Linked DNA regions of Homo sapiens: region 2 is linked to region 1. Evidence: chromatin loops called from intact Hi-C (ENCODE). Cell type or tissue: IMR-90. All regions are shown on one strand.

Region 1 (8,000 bases):
CTGGAGTTGGGCTTGTGGGGCGCAGTGCAGAGGCTCTGGGCCACCAGTGAACACGGCCAGAGCTAGGGACACCGGAGGCCCCAAGGGGTCATAAAACCCACAAGAGCTGAGGCAGCTGCACGTCACTGTCCTGGCTGTGCAAAGGGCAGCTGAGCAGAAGGTTGAGTGAGACACGCTTCCTTCCACGCAGCAACCCGGACAGCTAAGGGGCCGGGTCCCTGGTTTTCAGCCCCTCATCCTGCAGGAGGCAAAGTCTGCGGAGCCAGAAGTGGTGAGGGAGAGACAGTGGCAGTGGACGGTCCACGAGTTTAAAGGGGTGAGCAGGGTGTTCAGGAGGGAGGGAGGGAAGATGGCACCCCTTGGGGCTCCCCGTGTGGCCGTGCCCCTGAGCAGGGGTGATCTCTCGGTGACAGCCTGGGGGCACCCAGCGAGGGGCTCCATGCTCAGCCCCTCCCCACCCCAGGCGAGGGAACCTCAGAAAGGAGCCCTCCGCACCCCCGGACCTGCATTTGAAGGCTGAAGGGCTGAGCACCTCACCTCGGGGGCGGCTGCTGCTAGTTCCTGGGTGCCCGGGAAATTCACCTGGACAGGTGGAATGTGCCACCCAGGCAGCACCTCCTCCCAGAACAGCAGCAGCCCCGAAGGGCTGAGGGGTTTGGAGGAAGGAGAGAGCCCTGGGGTGGGGGCGGGGAAGGCTTCCTGGAGAGGGACTCAGCCTGTAGCGGGAGGTGCGGGGTTGGGACACCGGCTGGAGCCCCGGGCTAAGAGTAGGCATAGGGTAGGCCCCAGGTCCCTTCAGCCTGGAGAGTCCCTTCTCTGATAGCCTAAGGGTCAGTCTGCAGGCCCAGCACAGAATCTGGCCAGAACGACTGCCAGCCAGAGGCAGCCCCCACCCCACCAGCTCGGTGATCCATGCTAGAGTGGACATAGGGTGCTGAGTCCCTCGGGCCCCTGCAAGGCAGCGGGGACTGAAGTCGACACATAGCACGTTCGTGCCTGTGCCTTGAGAGGGAGCTCACACGCCACCAAACACACCCTTTAACTGTACGCTTCAGCGGGGTTCAGTGGTCACAAGGTTGTGCAACCATCACCTTGACTTAGCTCCAGGACTCTTCCATCACCCCAGAACCATCCCATTTCTCCTCGACTCCCTTACCCCCAGCTCCCCCAGCCCCTGGCAGCCCCAAATCTTCTTTCTGCTTCTACGGATTTGCCTATTCTGGACATTTCCTGTAAGTGGGCTCCTTCCATGCATGGCGTTTCGTGTCTGGTGTCTCTCACCGAGCGTCACCGTGGTAGTTCGTGTCTGCGTTTCATGCCTCTTAATGGCTGAATAATATTCCGCTGCATGGGGCAACCACGTTCTCTTTGTCCATTCATCGCTCAATGGACCCTTGGCTGTTCGGCCCTTTTGGCTGCTGTTAATGGCGCTGCTTTGAACGAGGGCGTGTAAGTGTTTGTCAGAACCCCTGGTTTGAGCTCTTTTGGATACATACCCAGGAGCGGAGCTGCCAGGCCCCGTGGTGACTCTTGACTTGTGAGGACCCGCCAGCCTGTTTTCCGTGGTGCCTGCACTCCCTCCTCCCACAGCATCTAATCTTCATGCCGGAGTCACATTCTCAGGCTCCGGACAGACCCCAGGTGCTGTGCAGCCTGAGGATGAGACGGAGAGCAGGACCCAGATCTCTGTCTGCTCCATCTCGCAGCTTCCAAGGGGATGGAGGTTCCAGCAGTGACAGCAGGGAAGGCCCTTGGGGAGTGTGTGGTCCAGGAGGAAGCAGTGGGAACAGCGCTGACCTGAGAGGAGCTGGAGAAGCTCCCAGAGCAGCAGCCGCCGTCGTGCTGGGACTGGCTCTGGCTCACCCAGAAGGAAGGGATGCAGGGCATCTGCAAGCCTGGGCTACAGGGCCTTGGGACTCCTTTTATACCCCCATATGTACCGCCTCTAGGTGCAGAGAGCCCAGAGCAGGTGGGGGAGGCGTGCTTGCAGCCTGGCAGATGAGACCATCCCTAGATGGTGGCTGGGGTGGGGGCAGCATCCAGGAGAACTTCAGGATCTGAGTTCCAGGCGTGGCTCCTGCCAGGGTGCCTCACTGGCTGTGCAGCCGGCCAGCCGATGCTGGGTATGGCCAGGGCACGCTCGACTCAGGAAGCTTTGATGCCTTTCTAGGGCAGGCTGGCCGCCTGCATTATTGATGGCTGTTCTGCAAAATTTACATGCTGAGCTATGGGGAGGTGAGCAAAAACCCCAGGGATGGCCCACTGTGGTTTTCTTCCCTCCTCTTGAACTTGAAAATGGCCAAATCACTTTTTAATGAATTCTCTGCACCTGGCAGAAGCAGGAAGGGTAGGGGCCCCAGCCCAGGACAGGAGCATGCATCCAGCAGGGCACACCCAGCTGTGCAGGACTCCCGCTGCCCGCCCAGACACCTCCATCGAGGGTTGACGTGGGGAGCAGAGGCTGCACATGTCAGCTATGGAGAGAGGACGCTGGGACGCTGGTCCAGAGCTGAGTCCTGGGTCATCTGTTTGTCCTATGAGGGCTGGGAGACACTTGCTGGCCTCCAGAGCACTCACCAGCCCCTGACCTCAGGGAAGTCCCAGGCCTTCATCTTCTGCAAAGTGGGAGGGCGCCGTGCCCCTGTGCCACACGGGCCCTTGGAGGACTGCACACAGCGAGGCCTGTTGGGGCACCGGGAGGAGGTGCCAGACACTTCTGAGAACAGGGCCCTGCCCTGTGGTTAACGTGGGGCTCCCCTTGCCCGCCTCACAGGAATGAAATGCACTTGAGGGCAAAGGGAGCAGCCCAATGTAAGCCTTTTAGATAAATGTGTCGAAACCTCCAGCCAAGCCAGCCCAGGCCCGCTACATGCAGATCAGCCACGTCTGCAAGGAGGCCTGTTTGCAGGAGCTCCCATGACCGCCTCATGAGCACATGCCTGGGTCCTGCCCACCCACCCTCTCACCCCAGAGAACATCCCAGAAAAGGGGGAGATGGGCACAGTGATGAGGTCAGGAGCCTGACCCCACCTCCCCAGTGCTCCCAGGGGAGCCAGGCCAACCCTGCCTGGACTTCAGAAGCCCTGCCAACGGGAAGGCCACTGGCTGCTTCCGGGGGTCCCCTGGGAGAGTTCTTCCTTCCTGCGGGTCTAGCTTCCTGCCCCTACCCAGCCAGGAGACACCCCTGCCCTGCCTCTCGAAATCAAGACCCAGCTGCCCTCTAGTGGCAGTCAGCTGCACACACACACACACAACACGCATGCACATCCATGCACATGTGGGTTTACATGCATACAGAGGTGCACACATACACGTGTGTATACACGCACACACAGGCATGCACACTCGTGCACAAGCACGCATACACACATGCACACACACAATACACTGTACATGTCTCTGGGTTTCTACGATGCTTGATTTATTTTCAATATATAGAAAAGAATACATTTCTTTCCTATACATTGAAAGCACCACAGCCAGGGGTGGCTTCCATGAACCGGCTCTGATTGGATGACTGAAGAAATGGAGACTTGGAGAATGATGTCATGCCGCAAGTCTGTGACAGCAGTTTCTCTGCAGGCTGACATTCTTCTCCGCTTGGATCCCTCCCTTTCCTGCCGGCCCGTGTCAGTCTCCTGTTTTCCAGTCTGGTCCTTCTGGCGGTGCCATGCTGCGGGAGGAGGCAGCCACAGCCAAATAAACATGTAGCTGAGAGCAGCCTGGGGACCCTACGCTGCAGGATGGGTGGCCGAGGGGGGCCGGTGCAGGCAGGCAGTGGGGCACCTCCTGAGGGGGACATCACGCCCAGGAAAGAGGCTGCTGAGAGCCCCCTGCAGCTTCAATTTCCAAATCTGTCCTGGGAGGGGGAAGAAAATCGGATTTGTAAAGAACAAGAGAAACTTGGGTGAGAAATGAAGAGTGTCCACAGCGAGGCTGCCTGCTGCCCTGTCAGAAAACCTGATTCCGTTTCCTGGGGGAGCGGGGACTGAAGTGAGATGCAGCCACATCCCTGCAGAGCCGCCGCCACTGCCGGTACACACAGATGGGACATGGATGAAATGAGACTCCGCAGGCAGGATCCCGGCCCCTCACCAAGGTGGCATGGGTATCTGACATTTGGGTTCTCATTGGCAAGCCTGTCCACCGCTGCTGGCACCGTCCCCAGCCCATCTCTGCAGCCTCCTACCTAGAGGCAGAGCCAACCTTCAGGCTCCGTCCAGCCGCTGCAAGGGAGGGCCGGGTGCTCACAGGTGAAGGAGAACACAGCCAGGGTGGGGAAGCTTCCAGAGGTGGGCTGGCTGGTCTCTGCCTTGATGAACAGGAGGGCACATTTTCTTTCTGTTGGGATCCTGAGGCACAGAAACCTTGGGGAAGGGACCTCTGCTATGGGTAGTACCATGAAGTCCAAGGCCTCAGGCCCAGCGAATGTCTGGACACACATTGGTCCACAGTTAGAAGGCAGATCCTGACCCTGAGGTTGCCAAGAGCAGCCAGTCAAGGGTGGCGCCAGCTCTGCTGTTTCCATGATGTCCATCCCACATTCAGGAGACCCAGCGGGCATCGGGCTGATGTCACCATGGACATCATTGGTGCTGCCTGAGTCCCATCCATAACAAAGGCCTGAAGCGCAGACTGACACAGCATCAGGGACCCTGACCGGTCCCCTCGCTCTGCCCTGGTCAGCTGTGTAGAACTGGGGAGGTCATGGGACTGCCTGGCCCTCACTGGACTCAGTCTTCCCCTCCGTAAATGGTAAAGAAATATGAGCTCCACTGACCACGCAGTGTGACACCAGTCACTGAAATAGTGAACAGGAACATGCTTTTTTATTGTTCTCTCCCCATTGTTGGCTTTCTCCCCTCCCTCACGGCCTCTGCATTAGCCCCCAACAATGCCCTGTTCTGCACCATGCACCTCATACCTCCTGCCCCAGCCCTGCTGTGCCTGCAGCTCATGCTATCACTCCCTCCTCCCTCTAGTGAGCCCCCACCTTCCTTCCTCAACCAGCTCCCCTTGCACTTCCGTAGAAGCCTCTCTCACCTCCCTCAGTTTCCTTATCTCATGGATGGATGAGAGGACCTCAGCTTCCTTATTGGTTGGTTGTAATCCACCTGACATAAGGAGAGGTCTCTTTAAAGCATGGATGGATGGATGGATGGATGGATGGATGGATGGATGGATGGATGGGTGAGTGGATGGTGGATGATGGATGATGGATGGGTGGGTGGATGGTGGATGATGGATGAGGGATGGGTGGGTAGATGATGGGTGATAGATGAATGGATGATGCATGGATGGATGGATGGATGGATGGATAGATGATGGATGAGTGAGTGGATGATGGATGGATGATGGATGGATGGATGATGGATGAGTAAGTGGATGGTGGATGATGGATGATGGATGGGTAGATGGATCGATGATGAATGAGTTAGTGGATGGATGGATGATGGGTGGATAGATGATGGATGGATGGATGGATAGGTGGATGATGGATGGGTGGATGGATCAATGATGGATGAGTGAGTGGATAGTTGGATGATGGATGGATAGATGATGGATGGATGGACAGACAGATGGATGATGGATGGATGGATGGATGCATGGATGGATTATGCATGATGGATGGGTGAGTGGATGGTGGATGGTGGATGATGGATGGGTGGATGGATGGTTGGATGATGGATGGATAGATAATGGATGGATGGATAGATGGATGGTGGATGGGTGAGTGAATGGATGGATGGATAGATGATGGATGGGTAGATGGATCGATGATGGATGAGTGAGTGGATGGTTGGATGATGGATGGATGGATGATGGGTGGATGGATAGGTGGCTGATGGATGGGTGGATGGATCAATGATGGATGAGTGAGTGGATAGTTGGATGATGGATGGATAGATGATGGATGCATGGGTGGATGGATGGATGGATGGATGGATGCATGGATGGATTATGCATCATGGATGGGTGAGTGGATGGTGGATGGTAGATGATGGATGGGTGAATGGATGGTTGGATGATGGATGGATAGATGATGGATGGATAGATGGATGTTGGATGGGTGAGTGGATGGATGGATACATGATGGATGCATAGATGGATAATGGATGGGTAAGTAGATGGTGGATGATAGAAGGGTGGATGGATGGATGGATAGATGGATGATGGATGGGTGAGTGAATGGATGTATGGATAGATGGATAATGGATGGGTAAGCAGATGGTGGATGGTAGATGGGTGGATGGATGGATGGATGATGGATGGATAGATGACGGGTGGATGGATGGATGGATAAATGGATGATGGAAGGGTGAGTGGATGGATGGATGATGGATGCATGGGTGGATGATGGATGCTGGACAGGTGGATGGATGGATTATGAATGGATGGATGGGTGGATGATGCATGATGGATGTGCAGATGATGGATGGGTAAATGATGGATGGATGGATGGGTAAGGGGATGGGTAGACGGATGAGGGAGAAAGGAAGAAGGGGAGCAGGTAAGGGTTAACCTACTGTGAGAAAACTATCAAAGTAGGATATAGCACCCAAGTAAGTGTAAGCTATTTCTGGTTTTTTTTGTATCTCCTTGACTCCAAGTTCTATTCATCTTGGTAAATGTCAGCTCTGTTAGACACGACTCATTAACTTGGTTCCCTCAACAGACACCGATTACCTACTGTGTGCCAGGTCTGTATCTGGCACTTTGGACACAAAGCTGGACAAGACTCAGTCCTCATGGCACTCTGGGTCTTCCAGGAGAGTCCAGCCTACAGCAGATGTGGGCAGGGTTGTGGCTGTCCGGGTCACGCTGCACCTCCAGGGTTAATGAGAGAAGCAAAATCAATTCCAGAGACTTTAGGGGAGCTCATTTTGGAAGGAAGAGTGGGGTCTCACCAGCGGAAGGAGGGAGAGGGACAACACACCCGCAAGCACAGAGGGGCAGGGATAGGAGGTGTGGGGTGCACAGTGCAGACAGGGCGCCATGTGGGGCAAATGTTGGGGTAACGAGGGAGGGGAGAAAGCCAACAGTGGGAGAGAAATAATGAAAACCTGGTTTGGGCTGCACGTTCCTGTTCACTGTCTCAGCAACTGGTCACGGCTATGTGGTCAGCAGAACACAGTCGTGTCCCATTTTACAGAGGGGGCTGCCAAATACAGGAGGCCAAGGTTGCTGACGGCTCTGCAGCCTGCAGGCCCCTCCCTGTCCTGCTGAGCCTCACAGCCTCCCCCTGGAACCCTCTCCTGCAGGGGGCCTGAGCCGCCCACTCTCCCCGGCCCTGCAGGAGCTCTGAGTGCTGCAGTCCTCCCCCCTTCTCCAGGTGACTGATCTGCTGCAGGGACCACGCAGGCATGGGCCAAGAAGCAGTTTCCTGCCCTTCCGAGAGGCCCCTGACACCTGCCTCCTTGAGGGAGATCTCTCAGAACAACAGCCAGGGCTGCATGATGAGGCACATGTTGGGGCTGGAGGGCCCAGGAGCCAGCGCCCCACTGCACTGAGCCCTGGCCCCATGTAGGCTGGGCCTGGTCACCAAGCCACAGTCACCCTGTTCTGGGTGGGAGGCCTTGTGGAACACCCCAGACCCTGATTGGCTGCCGTGTTCCCACCTCCCGGGTCCAACCGCACCTCCCAGCCCTGCCCTCAGTTCACCCTGTCACCTTCAGGCAGTGTGACTGCCTCTTCCTGGAAGCCTCCTCTGGATCCCCAGCCCTCCCTCCCTGAGATGCTTGTGGCCTTGCTCTCAGGCCTGTCCAGGTGGCAGTGGCTTACACTGCCTGATATTGGAGCCCAAGGTCAGCAAACGTCTTCTATAAAGTACCAGGTGGTCCATATTTTAGGTTTTGTGGGGCATACAGTCTCTGTGCAGATACTCAGCTCTGCCTTGAGAGTGTGAAAGCAGCCATAGATAATGTGTCAATAAAAGAGCATAGCCATGTGTCAATAAAACTTTATTTACAATAATAGTGATGCGCAGATTCAGCCCACAG
Region 2 (8,000 bases), 140 kb before region 1:
CACAGCACTGTCATTTTTATCTTTGTCAGTGACAATCAGATGTCAGAAATGATTGATCCACTAAGTTGTTGCTGATTTTAATTTGTTTACCATTGGGCAAACAGTACTATAAAAGCAGTTTGGAATTTTCCTGTCACTTCAAAAAAAAAAAATGTAATGATTCCGTCCTTAGAAGGGGAACAGATCCGGGGAGCCACAGCAGACCCTTGCCTGGGTTGATCCTGTCCATCAGAGGAGCCACCGGGGGGCTCTGGAGTCTGGAAGTTTCATTGCTCTGTTGAACCAGACAGGGTGGAAATGCCTGGTGTCATCACATTTAAAAACATTTTCACATGAAAATGTTTCACATGAAACCCACAAGTAGGAGGTGCCATTGGCTGGGAAGATATCTAAAGTGAACTATTGAGAAGAGGGAACAGACACGTTATTTATTCTTTCAAGGCAGGCAACAGTAAAAGGTGAATGCGAGGGGAAAACACTTTATCTAATGTAACAGTGAGTCGCTTTTTTTGGTTTCTCGAATAAATAGTAATTAAATCATGTAAGCTGTGACAGCAAAATTGCTTGAAAAACCAATCCTCCCACCATAATTGCTTAGATACCCACATTTTTATAAATAGGAGTTAACTTTATCCGTGGCTTTTATGAGCAGAATGTGACACGGGCTGTGGGTGCGTCGTAATTTACCACGGCTGTAGGTGACAGTTGCAAAAGCACACGTCTAAAAAATGCACTAATGTGTCCGGATGAATCTGCGCCTCTGGAGGTGTCTTTTTCTGCAGCAGAATTAGAGATGGCCATGATGCTGGAGCCGTGAAGGGAGGTTGGCATCCTGGTGCCTACTGGTTAATGTTTTGGAAGCGAAGCAATGCTCAGCACCCAGCGGTATCAATAGACTGTCTGACTTCAACTCTGTTTCCAGTTCACCAAGAAAGCACTTGGTGGGGCCAGGGTCTGCCCTGGCCACACCTGCCTAGCCCACCCCAAGGCCATTTGCAGGCATCAGGTCTGGCTTAATAATAAAAAGGACCAGAAACACAGCAGAGCCGAGTTCTGCTGCCAGAATCCACCTGCCATGGGGGAATGGTCCCCAGATGCCAGCTCTCTCTTGCTCCTTCCTTGTACTTAGCCTTCTTGGAGTGGAAAAACAGGTCCATTAGTGGCTTCACAGTCTCTGCTGGCAGGAAGAAGATTTGCATAGGCAAGAGTGGGGGGAACTGAGGGAATATTTTTGAGGTGGAGAATACCCACTGTGCCGCTCACAGACTCCGGCTGAATTCGGAGATAACAGCGGCAAGGGAGAGATGCGTTTGCAGAAGGGAGTGCAGCTGTGTTGTAAATAGAATGGAAGCTCAGTGTTGCTTTTCTTCCCCCCCTTTTTTAAAGGCCTCTGGCTAATTCTCTAGGGGGTTGAGATAAAACACACCACCTTCTCGGGAGGTGGAGAAATCAGTGCAAACCTCATGCCCCTCATGCCCACTGGGGGCCTGTAGGGCGTCCTGCGTGGTTGCTGCCATTGTTACCGCCCTTCTGCTGGCCAAGCCGACCCTGACTCTCTCCCCCTCCTCTTGCAGTCAAGTTCAGCAGCTGTGTGGGGACCAAGGGGACACAATATGAGACCAACAGCATGGACTTCAAAGTTGGGGCAGATGGGACAGTCTTCGCCACCCGGGAGCTGCAGGTCCCCTCCGAGCAGGTGGCGTTCACGGTGACTGCATGGGACAGCCAGACAGCAGAGAAATGGGACGCCGTGGTGCGGTTGCTGGTGGCCCAGACCTCGTCCCCGCACTCTGGACACAAGGTAAGGTGTGACCGCCCGGGTCTGCGCTGGAGTTTAGATGACCTAGTTCCTCCTGCAGGCCCTGGGCAGAGCCTCTGCCAGGGCTCCCACAGGACAGACAGTCACCTCCTCCTCGGGCTGTGCCACTCAGGCCATTGCCAACCAAGCACCCCTGCCCTCTGCACTGACCTGAGGCAGGGCCGTCATTGCGGGAAGGCCCCCTGGGCAGGCACACAGGCCCCACACTCAGGTTCAGACACTATGCCACGGTCTTGTCGCTCTTCATATGTTTTTGAACAAGGGGCCCCAAATTTTCATTTCAAACTGGGCACTGCAAATTCTGGAATCTCTCCTACCTCCCGAAGTTTGTAGTCCACCAGGCCCAGGGCGTTCTGAAGCCTGGAGGGATGAGAAGCAAGCGGAGACTGTGTGGTTGGAAAGGAGCCAACCAGAGAGTGGGGAGGCGATGGAGAGAATAACAGAGAGGAAGGCAGGTGCAGGGAGACAGCAAAGGAGAGGGAGAAGAGAATGAGAGAGGGATGGGGAGAAAGAGAGAAGAGAGGTGGAGAGAGACAGGAAAGGAGAGGGAGGGAGAGGAAGAGAGGGAGAGAGAGAAGGAGGGAGAGAGATGGAAAGAGGTGGAGGGAGAGAGAGAAGGAAAGGGAGGGAGAGGAAGAGAGGGAGAGAGAGAAGGAGGGAGAGAGATGGAGAGAGGTGGAGGGAGAGAGAGAAGGAAAGGGAGGGGAGAGGAAGAGAGGGAGAGAGAGAAGGAGGGAGAGAGATGGAGAGAGGTGGAGGGAGAGAGAGAAGGAAAGGGAGGGAGAGAGAGAGACAGACAGACAGCTTCACACAGACATAAAACATCTGCTGTTCAGGATCCCAGCTGCCCTCCGACTCTGCCTCCTTCTAACCCGGCTGCCTGGCTCACCCGGGTGACAGGGAGGGGCGCCTTCACCATGCCCTGTCCTGAGGCTCCCTTTCATCCTGGCATATTCCAGCAATCCAGCACCAGGCTCCTGAACAACCTGCGTTCATCCCCAGTTCTAGCTGTTAGGTTCCCCGTGCCTGACGGGGAAGTGGCCAGGTCCCCTTCGCCTTGAGTGTCCTGGCGTTGGTTGCAGCCACTGCGCCAGCCTTCAGGTGTGGAGGCTGCTGAAGAAGCTGCAACCAGGCGGCCTGTGGGAGAGCACTAAGGAAGGCCAGCCTGCAGGTCCAGCTGTTGCAGCTGCCTGCCTGAGGGGCCCCAGTGGTGGAAAGAATGTGTGCCAACCCCTCCAGATCCCCCCAGTTAACATGAGGCCTCTATGGGGTCGTTTGAGATACGGTGAGCAAAGGAAATCACCACGCAAGGCGGCGGCCACTAGCAATCATGGGCACTCCCTCGGAAAAGGGCCCTCGGGAAGTAAAGCGTTAAGCAGAGGCAAGCAGATTCCTTTCCGTGGGTTTCCCAGAACCTCATGACTCATGTGCTGTGTAAGCCTCTGAGTGAGACCAGTCTGCAAGTTTCCCCAAACTGTCTGACCAAGGAACCCTTCTCCATGGAAAGCTTGCAAGACAGGTGTGCCAAGGAACCCACTTTGGGAAGGGAGGGACCTGTGTCTTCTTCTGACTTGTTTCTCAGATGGAAGCGGAGATGGAAGCGGAGGTGGTTTAGGTTAGAAAAGAGAAAGTGTGACTCAGATGGACAGTCTTCACTGCATGATGAGCTGACCCCACGGGGGAAGGAGGTCTTGAGAGTCCTCCTGAGTGTGTTAAACCAAGCAGCAGAGCACGCCTCTAACGGCAGTGGCCCCCAAATCATGAGCCCCACCTGTGAGTCCTGACGAGTCTAGGACGGTGTATGTCATTTTCCTTCTTCCCTGAGTGATTATTACAAGCCACGCCCTGGTGAGCAAGGCAGGCCCTTGGACAGCCTGGGGACCCTGTCCCATGGGGGTCCCTTCCCTCCCTGAGCTGTGCCGGGACACTGACAGGCAGGGACTTTCATCCCCATCATGCCTGTGACTTCCAAGCTGTCCCCAAGTCCCCGATTGTGAGCCGAGAGCAGAGCCCCTGAGAGCCTTCCAAGGCCTCCGATAAAGGCTCTAATTGAAAATATAATGACACCTTTTCTTGGGCATGTTAATGAAGCGATTTCAGATTTAATCCCCTGATCCTCTGCAGAAGGGGCAGGCCCAGCTGTGGTTGCCGCTAGACAGTCCCCGTGGGAATGTGCCTCGACCCACACCAGGCTGGTGCAGGAAGCACCCAACCAGCGGAGCAGGGGACACTGAATTCATGTCCCAGGCTCAGCGCACCCTGGGGAGCCCAGATGTTAAACCAGGCAGCAGAGCGTGCCTCTAACAGCAGTGGCCCCCAAATCGTGAGCCCCACCTGTGAGTCCGGCGTATGTCGTTTTCGTACTTTCCTGAGTGATTATTACAAGCCACGCCCTGGTGAACAAGGCAGGCCCTTGGGCAGCCTGAGGACCCTGTCCCATGGGGGCCATGGGGTCACTGTGGGGCACAGCCCTGAGTCCCTGAGACATGACTGTTGCAGGGCACAGTGGGCAGTCTCTGCAGCCCAGGAGACCCGGTCCTCCAGCGCTTTTGTTGCCAATGGTTCCTCTCCTGACTTTCTAGCACCCACTCAGACCTTGCCCCAAGTGGTGTAGGCTCATCTAACCCTCTCCACACCCCTGGAAGTGGGTGCTGTTACATCATGGATGAGGGTGCTGAGCATGTGACCACAGCCCTGTGCTGCACAGGAGAACTGATGTGTGGGGAAGGAGTGGAAAAGGACTTTGCAGGTATGGCAGAGCCCGGCATGGCGCAAGAGCAGCCACCCAGGGTGTGGGTGCACGGCAAGGCTTCTGCGACTTACTGGCTGGGTGTTTTGGGAGAATTCACACAACTTTGAGGTGAACTGCTCTGGAGAATGGGAGAGTAATGCTACCCATGTCCCAGCCAAAGGGTGCTGGTATTTCATGAGGTTATGGAGGTCAGGAGGTGGAAAACAGCAGCGCATATGGCTGTCATTGCCTGGTTCCAGGCTTCACAGTCCTGTGCTTATCACAGTGCTGGGCCTTGCCAGGTGGCATGGGGGCAGGAGGAGGCAGGCAGGGAGTGGGGGTCACTGTGGGACGCTGGGCCACCTGGTTGATGCGCCCTTACAGAGCGTGATGCCAGCCTCTATAGATGATCAAGGTGACACCGGATTGCTGGTGTCCTGGCCGCCTGCCAGAAGCAACTGTGCATCTCCCCCAGTGTGAACTGTCACCCAGGCCTTCAGCTGTGCCCATCTCCTTTCATATTCAACGTCCAGCACTCGGCCTCATGACTGGGCACATGAGGAGGGACAAGACATAGAAAGAACAATCGAAAGAAGAGGCAGATAAGAAAGGACCCACAGGGACCGGGCGCGGTGGCTCACGCCTGTAATCTGAGCATTTTGGGAGGCCGAGGCGGGCGGATCATGAGGTTAGGAGATCGAGACCATCTGGCTAACACGGTGAAACTCTGTCTCTACTAAAAATACAAACAAAAATAAAATTAGCCGGGCGTAGTGGCAGGTGCCTATAGTCCCAGATCCTCGAGAAGCTGAGGCAGGAGAATGGCATGAACCTGGGAGGCGGAGCTCGCAGTGAGCCGAGTGAGCCACCGCACTCCAGCCTAGGCAACAGAGTGAGACTCTGTCTCAAAAAAAAAAAAAAAAAAAGACCCACAGAGGCTCCAGAGCATGGGGCAATCAGAGAGATTTTACACTAACTACACTTACTATCTTTAAGCAAATTAAATAGAAGACTTTGAGAGATAATTAGAAGGTATAAAACAGAATTCTTAATCGTTGGGCAGTTTGGAATTGAAAACTAAACCAAACAAAATGAAGAGCTCAATGGATACATATATCTGCAGATTTGACATAGCTGAAGAATTAGTGAAGCAAAATATATCAAAAACATTCGTGCTCTAAAGCGTGAAGAGATACACAGAAGGAAAATACAGAAGCAACCGTAAGAGATATTAGAGAGGCAGTAAGAAGGTCTAATGTGTATATTTGCAATATGAGGGGGAGAGAGAAAATGGGGCAGAAGTAATATTTGAAAATATAGTGGCAGAAAATATTCCAAAACTGATAACATTCATTTAGGCATGGATTCAAGAAGCCCTGTGAACTCTATGCAGGAGAAATATTTAAAAAAAAAAACAGCACCTGGATGCTTTATAGTAAAATAGTTAGAACCCAAAGACAAAGAGGAAATCTCAAAAGCAGACAGAAAAGGCAGAATTCCTTTGAGGAAGCAATGACTAGGAGGCTGACTTCTCCGCAGGAGCTGGGGCGTTGTGGGGGGGTTGGAAGACCGTTCCATTCCATGCCATTGAATGATTTCTTTTCTTTTTTTTGAGACAGAGTCTCGCTCTGTTGCCCAGACTGCAGTGCAGTGGCGCAATCTCAGCTCACTGCAACCTCCACCTCCCGGGTTTAAGTGATTCTCCTGCCTCAGCCTCCTGAGTAGCTGGGATCACAGGTGTGTGCCACCATGACCAGCTAATTTTTGTATTTTTAGTAGAGATGGGGTTTCACCGTGTTGGCCAGGCTGGTCTGGATCTCTTAATCTCGTGATCTGCCTGCCTCGGCCTCCCAAGGAATATCTTAAAAGTGCTAAAAGAAAATAGAATTCTATCATCCAGTAAAACTGTCTTTCAGGAAGTAAAGTTGAATGAAGAGAAACTGAAAGAATCTGTCCCAAATGATGTTCTTCAAACAAAAATAAAACAAGTTGAGGTGAACACTCAGAAATGGAGGAAAGAATGAAGAGCTGGGAAAAGGCCAAGAACACTGAAAAATACAAATGAATCACAGCAGTGTAATGTTTCATGGGTGTAAACAGAGAACTCGAATTTACAGCAAAAACTGCATAAACTTTGAGAAGGGATAAATGGAATCAAAGAGATAGAAGTTGTTTGCATTTTTCTCAAAAATGATGGAAATAACAAATTAATATTACTCCTAAATAAGACGAAAATACTTGTTATAAAGTCTTTAGAAAATCACTAAAAGAGTCATAAAAGTCTGTAAGTAGTAACGTAATAAAAGGAAAAAATAGAATAATAAAAATTATCAAGCCAAAAAATGCAAAAAAGAGAAATGAAAACAGAATAGATGGGCTACACATTTCTCTTTGTTGTAATTTAAAAAATTGATGGATAAAGATAAATCCAACTATATGCAGTTTGTAAAAGATATACCTAAAAGGTATAAGGCTAAAGTTTAGCAGTAAAATCCTAGAGAAATAAATACCATGCAAGTACCAATCAAAAGGAAGCTAGTGGACTCTGTTAATATCAGATGAATAGAATCTGAGGAAAAAGCATTCTATTCAAGGAGGAACACTTCGTAATGATAAATAATTCACCAAGAAGATACAGGAATCCTAAATTTGTGTGCACTTAATAATATGACTTCAAAATATTTATGCCAAAATTGATAGAAATAAAAGGAGAAGTAACTATGCAATCAGTGGTCAATTTTAACAAAATTTCTTAGCAAATAATAGAACAAGCAGAAAATATCAGTAAGGAAATAGATTAGAATCACACAATTAACAGGTCTGGCTTTACTGAGACATATAAAAGCACAGAAACCAACCACTGCTAAATACACATGATTTTTAAGTATAGACAGAACATTTACAAATATTAACCAAGCAAGTCCCAACATACTTCATAGCCTTCAAGCAATTCTCAACATACTTCAAAGGTTTAAAATCAAAACATAGTTTGTTTTCTTAACTCAGAGCAAGTAGGCTAGAAATCAATAACAAAGAATGTAACTGGAAAATCCCCATAGATTTAGAAGTTAAGTAAAAGCCTTCTCATTAACCCTTGGGCAGGAAAAAAAAAAATCACATGGAAATTAGTGAATATTTTGAACTGAGTAATAAAACTACTGGGATGTAGCTAAAGTCATGCCCAGATGGAAATGTTTAGCCTTAAATGCATATATTACAAGATAAAGAAGGCAGAAAATTGGCTGGGCGTGGTGGCTCGTGCCTGTAATCCCAGCGCTTTGGGAGGCCAAGGCAGGTGGATCACCTGAGGTCAGGAGCTTGAGCCCAGCCCAGCCAACGTGGTGAAACCCTGTCTCTACTAAACATGCAAAAGTTAGCCAGGCATGGTGGCACGCCCCTGTAATCCCAGCTGCTCAGGAGGCTGAGGCAGGAGAATTGCTCGAACCCAGG

The links. A loop is a pair of places that touch in the nucleus more often than their neighbours do. Peaks named below come from ENCODE experiments on the same cell type or tissue, not always from the same donor. Only the 100,000 strongest peaks of a DNase experiment are listed, where the experiment ranks them.
Region 2: a loop joins it to region 1, with 6 times the contacts of the local background. A loop is called at or near these places in 5 of 110 quality-filtered maps.

What each region holds. Positions count from the first base shown.
Region 1 is chr20:61,884,152-61,892,151 of GRCh38, forward strand. The region is part of intron 7 of CDH4 (cadherin 4); the gene reads left to right. Among named protein-coding and RNA genes, the nearest start is that of MIR1257, 66 kb to the right of the region's middle. RefSeq lists an enhancer at 7,352-7,851. In IMR-90, a CTCF peak has its summit at 3,222 (motif pointing left); no DNase peak of the experiment used is centred here; H3K27me3 peaks cover 140 bases.
Region 2 is chr20:61,741,989-61,749,988 of GRCh38, forward strand. It overlaps CDH4 (cadherin 4), which reads left to right. Exons shown (of 16, transcript NM_001794.5): 3 at 1,575-1,801. The region is part of intron 1 of CDH4-AS1 (CDH4 antisense RNA 1); the gene reads right to left. Among named protein-coding and RNA genes, the nearest start is that of CDH4-AS1, 9.1 kb to the right of the region's middle. RefSeq lists enhancers at 4,380-4,880, 4,881-5,381. In IMR-90, no CTCF peak of the experiment used is centred here; DNase peaks (open chromatin) are centred at 3,273 and 6,583.